Linked DNA regions of Homo sapiens: region 2 is linked to region 1. Evidence: chromatin contacts called from ENCODE Hi-C or POLR2A ChIA-PET data. All regions are on one chromosome and are shown on one strand. Each heading gives the region's core, a stretch centred on a gene start or an enhancer-like site at or near the end of the contact. The rest is flanking DNA. Distances are from core to core; before and after follow the strand shown. Region 1 has its middle 17 kb from the start of PTPRC. Region 2 overlaps MIR181A1HG (MIR181A1 host gene).

The links. Hi-C counts contacts between places; a loop is a spot of excess contacts on that map. ChIA-PET counts read pairs that join two places held with the same protein, here RNA polymerase II (POLR2A). Pooled maps may share reads with other maps.
Region 2: a pooled map shows a loop between it and region 1 (4-fold over the local background). The contact joins two enhancer-like sites. A Hi-C loop is called at or near these places in 4 of 37 single-sample maps with no recorded cell type and 3 of 50 pooled maps. POLR2A ChIA-PET finds 5 or more read pairs at or near these places in 1 of 52 experiments (OCI-LY7).

The regions. Positions count from the first base shown.
Region 1 is chr1:198,620,315-198,623,356 of GRCh38, forward strand. No RefSeq gene overlaps it. Among named protein-coding and RNA genes, the nearest start is that of PTPRC, 17 kb to the right of the region's middle. Within about 2 kb of position 1,342, at least 10 of the 41 ENCODE cell types and tissues checked have a DNase peak (open chromatin) inside an H3K27ac peak, as active enhancers do.
Region 2 is chr1:198,918,440-198,921,526 of GRCh38, forward strand. All of the region lies in intron 1 of MIR181A1HG (MIR181A1 host gene), which reads right to left. Among named protein-coding and RNA genes, the nearest start is that of MIR181A1HG, 17 kb to the right of the region's middle. RefSeq lists an enhancer at 1,416-1,505. Within about 2 kb of position 1,397, at least 5 of the 41 ENCODE cell types and tissues checked have a DNase peak (open chromatin) inside an H3K27ac peak, as active enhancers do.

The DNA of each region.
Region 1 (3,042 bases), core at 92-2,591:
TCACTATATCACTACTAGTGAATTTTTCTGATGCTTTCTTGAGAGTATGGTCTTTATAGTATGTCAACAATTGTAAACTTGCAGCTAAAATAGCTGATCATATCCGTCTACAGGGAGGCACTACACATTTGCGTGAATACTTCCTCTTCTATTTGAAAAGTGTAGATTTACTTACATTCTTTTAAATATATCAGCACAGACTATCAGGCCGAGGATCACTGTCTTCCAACACAGTAAACATGGACCTGGTTCTTGTGCTCCAGAGAAACAAATGAAAGAGCAGGCCTCAAGGAATTTTGTTCATTGGGATCAGTGGGATCACAAGTATAGATCTAAAGAATGGAGTTCCTTCAGAGCTCACTTCAGGTGGCCAAGATGAAAATATGTACTTTCCTTCATAATATACTTAAGAAGATAAGGTCAGTTTTGTCATTGATCTGGTCCTATTCACCTTGTTTTTCTCTCTTAAATTATTTCTTTACCATTGTGGAGATAATCAACCGCATGGTGTCATCACTCATTTATCTCTAAGCATAACAGACATTTTCAACCCATTTCAGGTGTCCTCAAATTATTCATTTTTTATTTAAATGAAGAATTGTCCAGAGTTAGCATGTAAATATTAGCTAAGGGCAGGATGTGTGTGTGTCATGGAGGGGAGGACCTCTCCTGTTTAGGAGGAACTGCTGGCCCTAATATGCATGTCACATACATATGAACCTTGATCGGCTGTCATGCGGAAGGAATTACACTTCCGCTGGCCTCCCCTACCACAACCACAGGTGGAATCTAAGCTAGGCACTGAACTTGGCTCACACAGCTGTGAGCTTGCGCTGAGTCTCATCCTTTGCTGTGGAACTCCCTCTGCTGCTTCCTGCCCCAGCAAACTCCCCTCTACCCAGCCACTGGAAAGGAGTCCCACAGGAGGGGAGGGACAGTAGAGTAGAGCCCAGCTTCTCTGTCCAACACATAAAAGCTCTGAAAGGCAGTTATAAAAGGCTGAACTGGGAGCAGGTATTGTTAAAAAGGGAACCACTGACTTCCTGTGAGCACATGTTCCTGTCTCACTCTTGCTCTGCAGCACAGTAGAGGCTGTTTAGTTCATCACAAAGGAAGTGCATCAGCACTCCTGAAGATGCTACTCTAAGGGCACCTTTGAGTTGTGGGCCAGGAAGGCATTCCATAGTAAGACGAAGGAAAGGCCAAGTTCCTATTGTTAGCGTCACTATGCTTCTGGTTTTATAGTTTCCTAAGTTATTGCCACAGGTCATGGATCTGTGGCGCTCAAATGTTCGCTCACAAGGTTCACAGCACATTCTTTGCAGTTGCACCACCCAGCTAGGAGGGGCGAAACCAATGGAGCATTTTAGGCAGAGCTCATTTCCGCCCACATCAAAAGTAAGAGAGAAGTTTGTGGAGAGCTACATTTGAGCCCTCCATTAGCTGTTTTACATCTTGTAGGCCAAGGTGACACTTTCTACACTATGTGCTGGTGAGATACCACATGGACAAAATGTTGTAGAGGACCCAGCCTGAAAAATGCTCAGGCTTTAAGTCTGAGCAATCTCCACCACATCTCTACTCCACATCCCACCCCTCCTGGAATTTTAAGTCAGGAGACACATTGTGAGTGCATGGACAAAATAAAGAAAAGAAAGAGAGAGAGAAGAGGGAGGGAGGGGGAGAGAGAGAAAAAGTATATCAATTAAAAGTTTGCTGAAAGAGTCATGACATAAAGAAGATGAAAGAAAAAAACAAATTAGATTGTTACCAAGCTGTACATTCTTTGTTGAGGGAGAATAGAGATGAATTGGTAGCAGAGAGGAAGAAAAAGGAAGCATTTTAAGATGCAAAACAGGAGAAATCAGACTTAAGCAAGAATGGAGAAATAACTACATTTATCCACATCAGCTGTATCTTACCAGTTTGACTACTCTAAATGCTTGGGGATAATCTGGGAGTTTTTCACTGCTCCCCTCCTGCTGACAGTCCCAAACATATTGATGAGGCATTTTTAATAGCTTTCACCTCTGGCTCCTACTACAGCTTCATGTCTTTTTCCTTGGTTCTTATCCTCATCGTGGTGTCATGATTATTGTCCTCTCAGTCAAGCCCATCCTGTGCTACTGACTGAATGATTTTTATTAAAAATAAATTTTCCCCTATGCCTCTCCTGCTTACAATGCCTTATGATCCTTGATTGCTCACAGATTGAAATCCAAATCTTTGAGGATCCCATTCAAGATCTTTCAGTGCCTGAGTATAGCTCGTCTCTCCAAATTCTTCTTCTGCATATTATGTGCCTGCTAAAGAAAGTACTTACAGTTGTTCAAATGAGATGTTTCTTTTGGAAACCTCCCTGCATTCCTACCTGCTAACCCCCTATTTGGAAGTTAATTGTTGTCTTCCCCCACTCAGCTCACAGGTGTCCCCTGTGCACCTTCTACTGCCCACTCAAGCATAGTTGATCACTTCCTCCTTTAGGTCTCAATGCCATGACAATTTAATCACACTCCATTTTCATTATTTTTTATAAGTCTGTTTCACTACTTGGTACTGAGCTTCTGCTTGTAGAATGTGCACTTTGTTCTTACTTATTTTTGTGTTCTTGGGTCCTATTGCCAGTGCCTTGAATATACTAGATATAAGTCTAAAAATATTTGTTAAAGAATAAGTAAATGAATATTTCAGTGGAAGAAACTCTTTTCCCATGTGGGGACTTTGCACTTTCTGTCACAAAATTTGACTTAATCTAACTTAGGCAAAGATGTAATTTATTGGCTAAGAGAAAACGTTTAGGGATATAACTAGATTAGACATACTAGATTGAGTATGCAAACAATATCATATTTCTCTACATCCCTTAGTTCCCATTCCCATGGTTGAATTTAAGCTGCTTTGGCTTTAGACTTAGACTTTCTATGGTAGCAAGGGAAGACTCAAACCCCAGCCTTTCCAATTTTCAGTCCAGCAAACACACATGTACACACACACACACACACACACACACACACACACACACACCCAACAACAAAAAACAGA
Region 2 (3,087 bases), core at 147-2,646, 300 kb after region 1:
ATTAAAAAAGGTGGCTACACTAAAAATATATAATTTCAATGTACATAATACAGTCTTCTATTGAAAGAAGATGCCACCTATAACTTTCACAGTGAGAGAGGAGAAGTCAATGCCTGGCTTCAAAGCTTCAAAAAACAAGCTGACTCTCTTGTTGGAAGCTAATGAAGCTGGTGACTTTAATTTGAAGCCAATGCTCATTTACCATTCCAAAATTTCTAGGGCCCTTAGGAATTATGCTAAATCTACTCCACTTGTTCTCTATAAATGGAACAACAAAGCCTGGGTGGCAGCATATCTATTTACAGTATGGTTGACATGCTGTATTTTAAGCCCACTATTGAGACCTACTGCTCAGAAATATAATTTTCTTTTAAAATATTACTGCTCATTGAGAATGTACTTGGTCACCCAAGAGCTCTGATAAAGCTCTAATGCAAGAAGATTAATGTTGTTTTCATGCCTACTAACACAGCATCTATTCTGCCGCCCATGGATCAAGGTGTAATCTTATTATTTAAGAAATACATTTTGTAAGGCTATCACCGCCACAGATAGTAATTCCTCTGAGGGATCTCAGTAAATTGGAAACCTTCTGAAAATGATTCATCATAGTAAATGCCGTAGAGAACATTTGTGATTCATAGGAGGAGGTCAAATTATTAATAATAACAGGAGTTTAGAGGAAGTTGATTACAACCCTCATGGATTACTTTGAGGAGTTCCAAGACTTCAGTGGAGGAAGTAACTGCAGATGTAGTGCCAATGGCAGGACAACAAGAATTAGAAGCCGAGCTTGAAGACGTGATTAAATTGCTGCAATCTCATGATAAAACTTTAATGAATGAGGAACTGCTTCTAATGGACAAGCAAAGAAAGTGGTTTCTTAAGGTGGAATCTACTCCTGGTGAAGATGCTGTAAATATTGTTGAAATTACAACAAAGGATTTAGAATATTACATCAATTTAGTTGGCAAAGCAGATGCAGATTTTGAGAGGACTTACTTCAATTTTGAAAGATGTTCTACTATGGGTAAAATGCTACCAAACAGCATTGCATGGTACAGATAACTCTTTAATGAAAAGAAGAGTAAATCAGTGTGCTGAGCTTCACTGGTGTCTTATTTTCAGAAATTACCACAGCCATCCCAAACTTCAGCAACCACCCACCTCACCAGTTAACAGCCATCAACATTGAAGCAATACCCAAAACCAGCAAAAAGATTACAACTCTGAAGGTTCAGACAATCTTTAGCATTTTTAACAATATTTTAAATTAAGATATGCAATTTTTTTACATAATGCCATTTCACACTTAACTCATTATCATATAGGGTAAACACACTTTCATATGCACCGGGAAACTAGAAAATTCATGTGACTCACTTTATTGCAATATTTGCTTCATTGCAGTAGTCTGAAACTGAAACCACAAAATCTCTGAGGCACGCCTGTATTCTTCAGGTTAATTGTGGATCAGTAAAAAATCAAACTAAGCTCTTTCACATTTGTTTGGCATATAGAGAAATAAAAAGATAATGATGGTGACATTGATGAACGGGATGGAATTAGTATCAAGCTTCAGTGGTAAGAACAAGAATCTCAGAAATGTAGTCCCAAGTTTTAACATGACAAGTGGTGAGAACTCACTTGTCAATTGGAGGGTGTCAGATGACCAATTTTCTAAAATCAGTGGTTCCATAAACTACTGCTGCTATGAGAGTCCAAGCCATTCCAGAATTTACAGTTTGATGAGAGTATTCTGTCTTCATCTGTCTAGCTCCAAGAGCATCATGGCATCCTACCACTTCTCCTGCTCTGAAATGATTCTGAAACCACTAGTTTTTAGGTCTAAGGTTTGCTGAAAAAGCTATGTGGCATAGGGTGTCAAAAGGAGCACCGTCCTAATCTTGAAGATTCTTGAGGAAATCATACGTCATAGTGTATTGGATCAGATCATGTGGTCAGTGGTTATGCTAATTGTATTTATGCTATGCCCATCTAAACTCTCAATGATATCATTGATTTGATGAAGATAGATCCTGAAACATTGAGAATGACATGAATGAATGTTAAGATTCCAGTGTTATTTGTAGTATATCTGAACTCTTCCAAAGGCCTGTACATTTATTGGAACAAACATCCTACCGCAGCTGCTACTTCTTTGATCACATAGAAAATGTCCCTGCTTGGTGATTTTCTTTTCTTTCATGGCATGCACATCCTTAAGAACTGGGGAAAATATTACTTTAGTAAACTAATAACAACATTTTTTACATACTATCAGAGAAAGAAGTAATTATGGGATTTAATAAAATGCCCTAAGAATGTCATAGGAAATATTGATACAGAAATGCAGGTTTTTTTCTGAAACTGATACATTTGATTAATTCTTGGAGTCTCATTTTAAAAACTCTAGATTTTATTATAATATCACACTAAACATAGTTTAGTGTTTATTTTTATTTTTTATTTTCCTTTTTTTTTTTTTTTGGAGATGGAGTCTTACTCTGTTGCCCAGGCTGGAGTGCAGTGGTGTGACCTTGACTCATTGTAACCTCCGCATCCTAGGTTCAAGCAATTCTCCTGCCTGAGCCTCCTCACTAGCTGGCACTACAGGTGCACACCGCCATGCCCGGCTAATTTTTATATTTTTAGTAGAGATGAGGTTTTGCCATGTTGGCCACTCTGGTCTCAAACTCCTGACCTCAAGTGATCCACCTGCCTCAGCCTCCCAAAGTGCTGGGATTATAGGCATGAGCCCCTGTGCCTGGCCAATTTAGTGTTTATTTTTATAATTCTAAATCTTTAGAATATTTACTCCTCTGGTCATCATTATGAATATCAATTATATTAGCAAAGTATTGAATAAGGACAACTTAAAAAATGTAATTCCCTGAAATTTATTGCTATCCACAAATTTACGATTTTTATAATAAAATGTTCTGCAAACATGCAGAAGATATATTTTGAATATAAAAGAAGAATTAATTATGGTTCATATTTTAAAATGTCATTTTGAATCAATTTACTTATGGATACATCAAGGGCAGATAATACATTTTTCTCATATTTTTTATATCCTCCTAC